2 separate regions of the Homo sapiens genome follow, and region 1 is linked to region 2. The links are chromatin contacts, found by Hi-C or POLR2A ChIA-PET in ENCODE. All regions are on one chromosome and are shown on one strand. The core of a region is the stretch at or near the end of the contact, and the rest is flanking DNA. Distances in the headings are between cores, read along the strand shown. Region 1 has its middle 120 kb from the start of MIR1302-4. Region 2 holds the start of LINC01802 (long intergenic non-protein coding RNA 1802).

Region 1 (6,915 bases), core at 2,136-4,635, 130 kb before region 2:
TCTTTTCAGCTCATTTATTCTCCAGGGACAGTTATTATCTTGGAGGGCAGTCCAGGTTCTCTCAAGGACTCTTTCTTGCTCCATCTCCTAAGATCATTTCCTAGTGGACTAAGATGCTGGTCTCTCCAATGCAAGGGGTTGTGTTGAAGCCCCTTCCACTTGACTGGGAGGGTTTGTGGGGAATTGGGGGAGGCAGACCACCCTCCTTTCCTTTTCCATGGAAATGGAGACTGGAAAACCCACTCCCATGAATTTCTCTGAAGAATCTTCTCTCTTGTGTGCAGCAGGCTGTGAATGATGGGCTAAGATTCCCAGACCAGTTCGGGCCACTTCTTACCTCGCTAGTCCTGCAAGGAGGGTCTTTGAAATATGGGACATGTAACTCTTCTGGTTTTAGTCTTGGAGATGTCAGATGAAGTCTCAGTTAACACCATGTCATGATACAAAAACAATTTGTGGCACTAAATGTCTCATGTTCCCTTAGTGAAAAATAAAGTATAACTACACACATTCCTTCAATGTTTTTTCCAGATTCTTCTGCGTGATCCTTATAGGTGAAGCAAGGCATTTCCAAAGCCCAGATGTTTATTCCTTTCTTATTCTAATATCATACCTTTTACCACCAAATTCAAAACATATGATTACAAAATTAGATAGGTAAATATTAGAGTGTAGACTTGTTGAATAATATTTGAGTTCAGTATTCTTCATGTTGACACCTCTTTTGGTTGAACAGTTAATATTTACATTGAAATATTCTTTAGTGAAGAAAACCTGCTATAAAGAGAATCATATTGTGTGCAATTCTTGGCTTAAGCGATTCTGATTTCTCATATGTTTTTGAGATATCTTAATGCTGAGAATTGGATTAACTCGCACAGAGCTTCATATCAGGTGAACTGCTCAGGTTTGTAACCTTAGACAAAGCATTTTTATATGGGACTTGGTTGTATAATTTTTAAATTGAGAAGATTTCACTGGGTAATCTTTAAAGTCCTTCAAGCCTCGAATAGTTTGCCACATTTGGATAATATACATTCATGTCGGTGTGAGTTGAAAAGGAAGCTTAAAGAATGGTAACTGGTTTTTAAAATATATCTGATTCAATATTTGCACTGACAACAGTGTTGTTAGACACAGAACTTCGTCATTCACAGATTCATCATACAATTCATTCAGCCTTTAATTTTGTTATTTAATGTTGCTATACTTTTAGTAATGAAAAGCTAATGATCAGTGACTTTAATTATGTGCGTGTTCTTTTTTTTTTTAATTATACTTTAAGTTTTAGGGTACATGTGCACATTGTGCAGGTTAGTTACATATGTATACATGTGCCATGCTGGTGCGCTGCACCCACTAACTCGTCATCTAGCATTAGGTATATCTCCCGATGCTATCCCTCCCCCCTCCCCCCACCCCACAACAGTCACCAGAGTGTAATATTCCCCTTCCTGTGTCCATGTGATCTCATTGTTCAGTTCCCACCTATGAGTGAGAATATGTGGTGTTTGGTTTTTTGTTCTTGCGATAGTTTACTGAGAATGATGATTTCCAGTTTCATCCATGTCCCTACTAAGGACATGAACTCATCATTTTTTATGGCTGCATAGTATTCCATGGTGTAGTATTCTGTCTTCACTGGTTGTAAAAGAAGTTACTAGATGTTTCTCTTAGGCTATATATATGTGTATGTGTTTACATATATATATTTGCACAACCACTAGATAATAGATTAAGGTTTCTTATGAACAGTGAGCATAACACCACCAAAACTAAACTCAGAATATCTCCCTTGAGTCTGCTCCTCAGGCTTTCCTACCAGATGAAATGACACCAAGCCACAAACCAGGAGTCTCCTATGACTCTTTTCTTTCCCTCACCTTTGACATCCAATCAGCTAGAAAATCCTTGGCTCAGCTTTCAAAGTTGATCTCAGATTACTTCATTCCTCTCCACCTCCTCTGTTTCACCAATCTGCCAGTCCTTCCATGGATTAAGGCAGAAACCGCTTCAGTGTTCTCTCAGCTTCTTTTGCCCCTAGGCTCTGCATAGCAACCACAGTGGTCTTTCAACACCTAAACCACTTCACTTTCCTCCTCTCCCTAAAACCTTCCAGTGGCATTTGCTTGCACTTAGAATAAAATCCAAGTTCCTTATTGTGGCATGTTAGTTAAGGTGATACTGGCTGTGGTGGTGAATACAACTCTAATGTTCAGTGCTTCCTTCACACATGAAAACATATCCCTGGCTCAGGTAATAGTTTGGTGCACGTGTCCCTGGTTTTGAGCAATTTTCCTCCACATGGTGATTCAGGGACCCAGGTTTTTTCTTCTTGTGATCGTGTCGTCTGCTATGGCCTCAGAGCCTTCTACATCCAGCTGGCAGATGGAGGAAGAGAGAATGGAAAAGGCACACCCATTTTTTAACTGCTGTAACATTAATATGACCCCATTACAGCAACTCACATTCCACAGATGAGAACTGGTCATGATAACCTACAGGCCACATTTGGCAGGCTTCCAAATTACCACCCCACCCCGGGGGAGGTCTTATGATTCATGGAGTATATCCTGTCCTGAGTGAAGAATCTTATTGTGAGTTCTTCAAACTGTTAACACACTGATTAATACGTATCCTACTGACAGTGAAAAGGATGCTGATGTGTTTCTGAATCACGAAGTTTTGCTGATTTGTTTCTGAATCATGAAGTTTTACTGATTGTCTTGCACGTAGCACATTTTAGCCTGTATGATGTCACCTGCAGCCAATGATTGTAACCTCTGTATTGTAGCCTCCACTGAACAGGACAACTCTGGTATAAGGAGTCCTCCTCCCTTCTTCTAAACTTTCCCATAAAAGCCTTCCAGCTTGTAGCAGCCTCTGGCACACACACAACTTTGTTGGCCTGTCTTCCCGGGGGGACCCTCACAAATTATTTCTGTCTCAACAGCCTTAATTTCAGTTAAGAGTCACATGAACTTCCCTAGAAGCTAGTGGGGGGAGTGAGAAATGTAGTCTCTGTCAGGGAGATGCTCTCTAGGCAGTGAAAAGCGCTATGGAGGGCAGTCTGAATCCTTGGTGGCCAGCCAGCTAGCCATCCTGCTGCACATGGTCTTCCAGCCCCCCCATGACTTGCCCTTGCCCTCCTTTCTAACCTCCTCGCAACCCCTTTCCCTGGCTATGGTCCAGTCACACTGGCCTCCTTCCTTCTGTAACCTCAGACTCATCCTTGACTTAGGACTTTTGTGTTCTCTCCCTTCTGCCTGGAAAGTTATTGTTCCCAGACCTTTGCCTGGGTATTTCTCTTTAACACTCAAGCCTCAGTTCAAATGCCATCCCCTCAGGAGCCCTTCCTGACTATGCAATACAGACACATCACCAGGTTTAGTTGTCTTTACAACATGAATCAACTATCTGGAATTATCTGTGCTTTTTAACTCGGTTATTGTCTACTCTGCCCCTACTCGCCATCTGTGTAATGTAAACTCCATGCCTGACTGTCTTGCTCTCTGCTGTCTATATGTCCAGCACACAAAACCTGACTGGCACATATATGTCACTAAATACATATTTATTAAATGAACGGATAAAATCTTTTGGTCCTGGGTTCATATCAGTGAAGAAGAGTTGGTATAGGAACACCAGTGCCACTTTACATTTTCAATCACTAAGGTTCAGTTGTGCTGATCAATCATTCAACCAGTAAAATCAACCATTTCTTCTGCATTAAATCCTCATTGTACCATCCTGGAAGAACCTGGTGGTATATCTTAATCTAGTCAACCAACTAACCAACCAATCTATATCCTGTTAGAAATCCTTCTGTGCAAATTATTTTAAAATGTACTTAGTCTTTTGGAATTTTTTAAATAGTCTTTTCCTGACTAAATGTGAATCTGCATTACAAGTGGTACATTTTGCTTGCAAGTAATTCTTATTGCCACTAATAACACTACCGGGGAATACAAATAAACCAATGCAAAGCAATTCTAATGTCTGCTCCACCAGCCAGTTTTAAAGCTGCTAATGGAACTTGAGGCGTTAGAGTTTTGTGTGTGCTCAGAATTTCAGAATGACTTCTTAATTCCTTTTCCTTATTATTTCCAGGGTGGAAATTCAAAGCCCTTTTGAATTCTTATTGATGAAATTACTGGCAAAAATATGGAGTTTTATGAGCATATATTTTATTCTACTGCGAGGCAACATTAGACAATGAAACAAATATTTGTTTCAAAGCCAAAAGTCCTGAGTTTGAATTTTTTGGGTCTGCCATTTGTCAGCTGTGTGACCTTGGGCAGGTTGTTACTTTTTTTCTGTGCGTCATCAGTTTCTCAATCCATACAAAAACAGTGATAATCTTCACAGGGCCTTTGTGAGGAATAAATATGAGTGTTTAGCTTAAAGCCGACGCTTAGTAGGTGCTCAAACGATGTCAATTTTTCTCCTTTATGGTGTTCTTTACTCCATTTAGCCCAAAGTTCTTTAGAAGACAAAGTCTGAAAGAGCAAAAGTTTTAAAAAATATAGAACACTTTAACATAAAATTTCTCATATATGCTCAGGGTTGAATTAGAAATGTTGGGGTCATTTCTTTCTGTCTTGCTCATGTATCTCATAAGTTATAAGTCATGTTGAGTCTACTCCTGAATTATTCCTGGAGACCATCCACTTATCTCTGGATACTATACCTCCTTTTTCAGTAGGATAACTCCCAACTGGTCTCTTCAGCGCCTTCTTTTTCAACTCTATCCTCTATATTGTGTTACTGTTAGTTTTCTAAAATACTGATATAAACATATTACTTTCCTTCTTATGGCTCAGAGCCTTCAGTTGCCCATAGGTTAAAATTTGTCCATGTAAATTCTTAGCACGGTTTAGCTCTAAATAATTTCATTAGCCAAATTTTCTTCCTTTGTATTCTCACTCACCCTACATTCTTGTTATACTGACCTTTTCATTATTCCCCACTCTGTCTTCTGTGAGCCTTTCTGCCTTGAAAAGCAGTTTATTTTCTATCTAGAATATTCTACCTTCTCTTCTTTGCCAGGTTAACTCCTACTCATCCTTCAGGATCCAAGTCACATATCACTTCTTCAGCTCTGTTGTACATGTGGACCATGGCAATGTCTGTGCTCTACCACTATGTCTACTGCTGGAGTCCAGGCTTGTCTGGGTGAATCCTAAGGACTGGGATGGGGATGGGTGGCCCCTTCTGCTGACAACCCAGTAATGGCACATAAACTTTCCATAAAATTTAAAACATTATTAAATTCATTTTACATTATATTGCTTAATAAAGCAATTCATGTATTTCAGATTTGGAATCTGAAATAGAATTCAAATCAAAATATATAATATTAAGATGCTAAAAGAAATCACATTTAGCAATAAGAGATCTGCAAGTTCAGTCAAGGAAAAATAACATAAACCATCTTCAAAAGCAACTTACTCAACAATAAAATTTGATCAAGGGTACAACATTAAAATCAGATACTGCTGTGTATGATAATTATAAAATATATAAAATTTTAGCCTGTGATGAAAACCTCGAGTGAAAGGCAGATAAAAGAATAAGGCTTAAGTCGATGATATTGCATCTCCTGATAATAAAAGTATATAGCATCTATTACAAATGTGGTCTGGAAACTTAAAAAAAAAATAGTTATTAATTGATCTGCATGGAGAGAATGTTGCTTTTTACTGCTTTAGTCTGTCTGCCAAAAAGCAGTCAACAAACAGTTTCAGGGTATTCTCTATGCTTCGGGCACTGTGCTAGGCATTGTGGAGATTATAAAGAAGTGTAAAAAGGTGGTTCCTGGCCTCAAGGGGCTTTCAGTCTGTTTCTTGTTCAGCTTAGCTTAATCTCAGATTCCCTCTCCTAACCTTGTATTCAAGGGTTTGGTTAATGAGTACCATTCTCTATCCACACCCTTCTTCTAAATCCAGTATCAGCACTTGCATTCTTTCACATTTCACATCAGCTTGTCAAGTCCCACTCCAGTTAGGAGCACTCTGGCCTGCATCTGTCCCTCTTCCACAAGGGGTGCAATTAACTGGTTAATACAGCCCCCATCTTGCCCCAGAGCTTTCACCACTGTTTATAAGAGTTAAGGCCCCCCATTTATATCTAATTACCTTCACCTCTATTACCCTAAATCTTTCTCTACATACTCATGTTTCTGGAAAGAAATGAATCTTAATCCCATCTTCAGTTCTCATCTAGAAAGAGCTTTGTTTTCTTCTCCTTTTTTCTCCAGAAGACTCTTGAACTCCAAAATTACTCAGGGGAGGTGCTGTGTTACAAGTTAAGCTCTTTGACCTGAGTTTTCACTAAGATCTTATCGGGAGAGAGGATGAATGAAACATAGGGTAGGTGGAGGGAGGTAATTTAAGAACTTGGAGTGGGGTAGAAACTCCTGAAGGCACGAAGTAGCAGTTGGCAGAAGAGGTGGGAGAGAGAAATAGTGATATGCTATTTAGTTTACAGTTTTTTCTAAAGTCTGGTCTTGAGTATTGAAATGGCTCCTCTCTTTAGGGTCTAGTTTCATGAACTCTGCTGCTAGACATTTTTTTCCAGTGAATATTTATTACCCCAACTGTAATCCTTCATTTAACATAATATAAAAATTGTGGAAAAAGAGAGCAATTAGTAATAAATCATTATCTCATCCATTAGCAGTAAATAATACCACTTTGTCAAAGTCAATCATCAAGCAGTCAGCTAGAGGTGATTATGTGTGCTACCCAAGTGGAATCAGTCCAAAAACAAACCACAGCTCCCGTTTATTATCCTAATTATGCCGTAATATGATGCCATCTTTTTCTCCCATAAACTTGATGACAATAAGAGGGTAACAATGAAAATTGACAGGATAAGTGAGCAAGGAAAGGTAGCCTGAGATATGTCCCAGCC
Region 2 (6,618 bases), core at 2,671-5,170:
AGGGAATGTGCACTCATGCTTCTGCCACCATTTCTTGGTTTGCCACCACTGAGGCTAGCTCATCTCTCTCTTGGTCTAGGTTCTTCTGAAAACACAGCCTCAGTCAAGAACTGAATGCAGGTGTTTTATTTGGGAGGTGACCCTAGGAAGCAAAAGTGAGGGCATGGGAAACTGAGGCAGGGGAGGAGGAAAAACTAACACACAGGTGCATGGAGATCTCTGCCGTAGGCATACAGAGTGGGGGTGGAGTGTCGATCCATTGACTCTCAGTGGTTGGAGACAGGAGGAAATTGACTTAACTTCTCTGGCTGTCTGCGTTTTCCCTGTGTGAAGCTCCCAGAGCTTCAGAGAAGCCCTGAGGCGGCAAAACAGAGAACTTTAGTAGCAAGCTTGGGATAGGTGTTGGCAGTGTGGATCTGACTTGAGGGAAGTGGCACCATGCAGGGCATCAAAAGTAACTACTACAGTCTATAATGTGAAAGACCCATCCAGGAAGGACCCGTCCATCCTGGGAGTGCCACAGACTGGGTGCTGCTGCCCTGACCTGAGCTTGGCTTTCTTACCTCTCTTCTGCCCATTCCTTGGACAATGGGAAAATTGCTCCATGATATCAGCCCAAGGATGCCTCTTCTACACTGTTCTTTTCCTCCCTGGCTTTCCTAACACTCACACTCATGGGTTTCCATGTGTGAGCAGTAACTGCAAAACTTACTTCCCTTCTCTTTCCTCCTTTACCTTCTGTCTTTTTTTTTTTTTTTCCTTTTCATAGAGAATGGGGGTCTCACTATATTGTCCAGGCAGGTCTTGAACTCCTGGGCTTAAGCTATCCTCCCGCCTCTGCCTCCCTAAAAGCTGGGATTACAGGCGTGAGCCACCATGCCTGACCTCCTCCTTTACCTTCTAATGGCCTTTCCTTTTCCTTTTCTCTTCCTTACAAAACGTGGTTGTCTCTGACATTCAAGTCCCTAAGGCTCCAATCTTCTTCCTCCCCACATCCCCAGGGATATAATTTGGTCCCCAGTTTCAGCTCTCACAGCTGTGTCACTGCCTCCAGCTGAACATCTCCAGGTAGGTTTTTCTCTCTATTTCTGGCTCTCTGTTTATCCTTACCCATCTCAAAATTACCTGGCTATTATGATGCTAATTCAAGTTTGAGAACCTCCCTTTAAGTGTGAAATCTCCCACAGTGAGTTGGATCCTTCTTTTTTGGTTATCTTTTATTCAGCCCAGATCAATATGTCTAAAAGTGACATTTTAGACATATTGACCCCAGCCCATGCCTTTCTCATGCTTGCCAATGTCCTCTCTGCCCTAAAAAAAGAAAAGAAAACACTCTAACTATCCAACCTATGTGCATGCTACTGTCCATTCATGTCTACATGTGTTCAAATCTGGTACCACATTTAATTCCTCAGTGTCTTTGGTGGTGGCAGTCTACCTGGTATTCATAGGCCACGGCGTGGAGTCAGACTGAGGCAGATCATGAGGTGCATGGCCAAACTCACTAGAGTCTCAATATACAGGGGTGTTGTGAGTCAGAATGCCAATGCTAGAAGGATCACTAACAACTGGCTTGAACAACTCATCACATTAAGATGAAGAAACTGAAGCCCAGAGAGATACAGAGCTTTGACAAAGGACACAGGCCCGGTTCATGCCAGAGTAGGGCCTGGAGTGACCATGTTCTGTCTTCCTTCCCAGAGCCCTTTCTACAATAACATAATTAAACAAGGAGCCTGCATCAGGGACTTTTTGAGACGGAGTTTCACTCTTTTTGCCCAGGCTGGAGTGCAATGGCACTATCTTGGCTCAACGTAACCTCTGCCTCCAGGGTTCAAGTGATTCTCCTGCCTCAGCCTCCCAAGTAGCTGGGATTACAGGTGTGCACCACCATGCTCAGCTAATTTTGTATTTTTAGTAGAAATGGGGTTTCACCTTGTTGGCCAGGCTGTTCTTGAACTCCTGACCTCAGGTGATCCACCCACCTCAGCCTCCCAAAGTGCTTAAATTACAAGCATGAGCCACCACACTGGGCCACGTCAGGGACTTTTTACGTGCAAGCAGAGGGTACCGAGCTCAAACTAGCTCAAACAATAAAGGGAAGTTATTTCATATAAATGAAAAGTTTAGAGGTATCTGGCTTCAGGTGACATTTGAACCAGAAGCTTAAATATGTCAACAAGAACAGGTGGATGGAATGCCTGATTAACCTCACCTAGACCACGTAAGTCCCAGGATCATATGAGAAATTCAAATAGAAATAAGGGATATTGGAAAAGGGGAATGAAGACAATAGATGCGTAACAGGGGCCGACAAAAAAAATCACGACAATATCCAAAAGGGGACAAAGATATGTGATATGAAGTCCAAATGATCCCAGTCATAGCTGGACTATGTCCACTTGATTGAGTACAGTTGGAATGGAGATCTTGCTTTGGGGTTGAAGCCAGAGGGAGCTCTGGGACTTTTTGTTTGACAACTGCCCCTGGATAATTCATACCTGTGCCCTGAACATTCTTCCTACCTGTTCAGAGGGCAGGGCTATATTCTTGGGGTGGCCTGGACTCCACTGGAAAGCCCAGCATGCTGGACAGTTCTGCTATTTTAAGAGCATGTGAGAAGTAGAGGGAGCTGAGACAGCTGCCCAGCTAGGAAGAAGGTCTAGGAGCCAGACCTTCCCCGTGGGCAGCCGTCTTCCTTTGAAAGCTGGTCGGTGGTCAGGACCCTGGTCCCTGTCCTCTGTTCCTCACAGTCGGTAGACTCAAAGCTCTGCTTATTCTTCTTCACAGATGCTGTCTCTTCCTCTACCCACCCATCTCTGCCTCTACTCACCACTGCCATACCTCAGCTCCCGTGTGAATTGCCTTGTGCCTGGGCCGTGGCAAGGGTCTATAAGCTTGCCTCCCAAGCTTGCTCCCCACCTGCCCCCGCACATCCTGTGCCCTGTGCTAGGGAACTCACCCCTGACAACAGTTTTGGCATATCATTCTCCCACTCCAAGCCCCTAATCCAAATTCAAATGTCACCTCCTCTGAGACCCCTTCACTGCAGTGATCATTCCCACTCTGAACCCCAAACGGAATGTCCATCCTGCCCAGTTGGAACTGATCAGGTTTTCCTGCTTTCCATTGTTACAGTTTCAAGCATCTTTGGTCTCTTTACTCTGATGATGTGATCCTGGACGATAGAGATTTACATGTCTAACTATGACTCAGTATACAGCTCTATACCCCATAAGTAGTAGATAAACAAATAATACTAATTCCTTGAGGTTAGCCTCTTTAGCTTCAAATCTTGGCCAATTAAAACTTCCTTATCGTCATATCTTTAAATCTCTAGAAATGTAGGTTTGAATTTTGAAATAGGAAGAAGATAAATGGAAGATATTTTCCCGCCCCATTCTTGCAATTAATTTTCCTTGTCTGCTTGAGTATATACCAGCATTGATATCTACCTCTGACTTAATTTACCAGAAGGTGCTCTAAAAACCTAACCAATGTGCATCTCTACAATTCAAACGGGCATATGGTTCAAAACACCAAATTTGTCATGTCTCTAGTGTGCTGAGCTCAGAGGAGTATTTCAAAAAACAAAACACACACACTCAACATGGGTTGAGGGACAGGACATTTTAAATGAGAGTTTTTAAAGCATCAAAAATATCACAGGTGTGTTCTTTCTTGATGCTTACCCATTTAACTATTCTGTAGTTATGGGACCAAAATTCATCCCATGAGCTCAGCATTCCTGCTCTTGAAAAGGGCTGTGTGGGGCTGGACGGATAGTTAGGACTTACCTGAGCAGGAATAAGTTTTCAATGGTACAGGCAGATGCTTTGGGAATCAGGAAGTGACCTGCTCCTCCTTGAAATGACTCTGGGCTGGGGCAATGGTGACACTGCCACCTCATGGGATCTGGGGTTACCTGGTGGAGGAAAGACGCAGGATGAAGAGAACCAGGTATAACCCTGCCACTTGGAGTTTTTCCTACAACTTGGGCTGGTGAAATGCTGAATCTCAGTTTATGTTCAAAATAAATGAAACCTCATTCTATTACCAAAATAAACTGCTCACATGTGATGTTGATAATGAGACAGCCAGACAGAAGCTGCCTTCATACCAAAACAAGTGAATCAGGTGGTAGGAATAAATGAACAAAGGGCAAGGCATTGTCACTGCCCCTTTCCTTCAGCAGTAGAAAGACTGACTAGAAAATTCATACGTAAAGAAAAAGACCTTTTTTTCTGTTGTTACAACCTGAAACGCCATGGAATTATTTGATAGAGCCTTTTTTGGAGAGAGGGTGTGGGCAGACATGGTAAGGGCAGATCCTGTGTCTGTCTGTGTCAGGGGCAGTATTTGCGTTTGCCAAAATGTTTATGCAGACACAGAGAGGAGGGGACTAAGCTATTTGGCCCTGTGACACCAAAAAATTATAATTGTTGTTATTGGAATGAATTGTGTTATGTGTTAAAGTCCTAACTCCCTGCACCTCGAGATGTGGTTGCATTTAGAAATAGGGTCTTTAAAGAGGGAAAATGAAATGATCTCATATGGGTGGGCCCTAATCCATGGTGTCCATGATATCTGGTGTCCTTGTAAGAAGAAGTTAGGATGTAGACAGACACAGAGGGAAGACCTGTGAAGATGGAAGACCTGTGAAGATGTCACAGGAAGGTGATCATCTGCAAGCCAAAGAGAGACACCCTTAGAAGCAACCACCCCTGCTGACATCTTCATCTTGGGCTTCTAGCCTCCAGAACTGTGAGATAATAAATTTCTGTTGTTTAAGCCACCCAATCTGTGGTCTTTGCAGTCCTAGCAAACCGTAATTGTTAAACAGGAGCAGAGGGAGGCAGACTTACTATGGAGAAACACAATATCGGGGCAGCACTGTGTTTTATTGTGAATGAATAAAGGAAATAATCCATTCATTTCTTCAGCACATACTTTATTTCTGATCTTTAGAGGGTGGCATGTAGCAGCTGGGAGAGGCTCTCCCTTTCATTGTCCCCAGCAGAGAATAGGAAACATGCTGTGTGGGCTTAAAAACTTCTGGCCACCAGCCACTGGCACCCTGTCTCTGGGAAGCAAGGATAAATCTGGTGATCCACTGATCACTGAGCACTTAACAATGATCACTGGAATGATATAACTATTATCTTTTCATATTTCTACCAGACTTAACCTTGCAGGGTCAGTATCATCCCTGAGCTTTAAGTTCTCAGCTTGTATATAACCTTGGATGAAACTGTGAATGTTCAATCTGGATAAAATAATTAATGTCTTTTTATTGCCCCTTTCAGAAACACACAAGGTCCTTGTTGGCCTCATGCATGGAGTATGGACAAGTAGCTCTTTACTTAGCTGGTCTTACAAGCTGCTTTGCAAATGTATCTGGCAGGTGGTGCAGTGCATGGGGGAGGGCCCGCAGTCTGTCCCTGGAGGCTCAGCTGAGTATCTCTGGCTAAAGCATCATCTCAAAGGCTTGAGAAGCCTAAGCTCCAGCCCCCACCCCTTCTTGAGCTGATTTCTCCCTCCTGACTCATGTCTGCTGCCTCATTTGTGTTACTGTGCAAATGTTTAGCCAAGAAGCCATACCAGGCCGAGTGCCTATTTATGACCGCCTCAGGAGTTTACAGTCCAGGCACTGAGGCAGCATTCCATGCCTAGCCTCTGGTCAAATAAGGACAAAGTGAACCACACCTTCCCTTCTTGGCAGTGAAGCAGGGGCAGTTAGAATGCTGTGTGCTGGGTGCAAAAGCCTCCCCCAGGCAGGGCCAATTCTTTCCTAGCTTCCCAATGACCTTGAAGTTGTAGCAACATAAATTAGAAGAAAAGAGTGTAGAATATTTGTGACATGACTCAGGATGCTGGGGGAGAAGAGGGCTGCTTGTTTGGTTCCCTTTCTGGGCTTCTGTAGGAAGTGGATTATGAATTCTCATTGGTCTAAGAGAAAAAGCACTTTTGCCATTGTGCATGTCCTGCTTGTCAGCAGGGAGCCTCGTAGAGAAAAACCCTCGAAGAAGGGCATGTAACAATACAGTCTGAGACACACACATGTGTGCACACACATATGCACATACGCCCAAAAAACAACCCAAAGGAATGCAGACACAGCTACCATCCTGGGAGAACCACCACGGCAGACACCAGCCTCAACGTGAGGATTTGGAAATAAAGGTGGCTGGGGTAGGGTTTCTCGTTTTAAGAGACTGAAAGTGTGCTTGCAATCAACCAGAAAATTTGAATTTGTTCTCTGCAAGCCTTTCCTCTTAGCCTTGTCAGGAAACACAAAAGCTCCCCAGACTCAGCTCCTGGCCAGGAGGAGTTGCAATCCGATGTGGTGGTGGTGGGCTGGGGAGGTGTACAATTGCACATAAAAGCGTTCATTGACAATTCAAGACCAGAAGAATAGCAGGGATAGTCAGCACTGTGGGCAGGGTCTGGTGACCAGATGGGTCAGACCCTTCCAGAAATTCTGAAGTTTTGCTTCTCCATTTGCTTAATAGGTGATAACCTAATGTCTAAGCAGCTAGACCTCCTGTGTGTAAACCCCCAGGGAGCAGGGTGTCTGGTGGAAATAGTGTCAGCCATGACTGTGCCATCCGCTAGCCC

Evidence for each region. Hi-C counts contacts between places; a loop is a spot of excess contacts on that map. ChIA-PET counts read pairs that join two places held with the same protein, here RNA polymerase II (POLR2A). Pooled maps may share reads with other maps.
Region 1: a map of PC-9 shows a loop between it and region 2 (9-fold over the local background). The contact joins the enhancer-like site here to the promoter of LINC01802 in region 2. A Hi-C loop is called at or near these places in 5 of 168 maps with a recorded cell type or tissue (IMR-90, MCF 10A, PC-3 and 2 more) and 3 of 50 pooled maps. POLR2A ChIA-PET finds 5 or more read pairs at or near these places in 2 of 52 experiments (AG04450 and MCF 10A).

The regions. Positions count from the first base shown.
Region 1 is chr2:207,390,746-207,397,660 of GRCh38, reverse strand. No RefSeq gene overlaps it. Among named protein-coding and RNA genes, the nearest start is that of MIR1302-4, 120 kb to the right of the region's middle. RefSeq lists an enhancer at 2,078-3,277. Within about 2 kb of position 3,385, at least 5 of the 41 ENCODE cell types and tissues checked have a DNase peak (open chromatin) inside an H3K27ac peak, as active enhancers do; they include IMR-90, PC-3, PC-9 and 1 more, where a contact is called at or near this core.
Region 2 is chr2:207,257,747-207,264,364 of GRCh38, reverse strand. It overlaps LINC01802 (long intergenic non-protein coding RNA 1802), which reads right to left and starts at 3,920. Exons shown (of 3, transcript NR_146973.1): 1 at 3,798-3,920.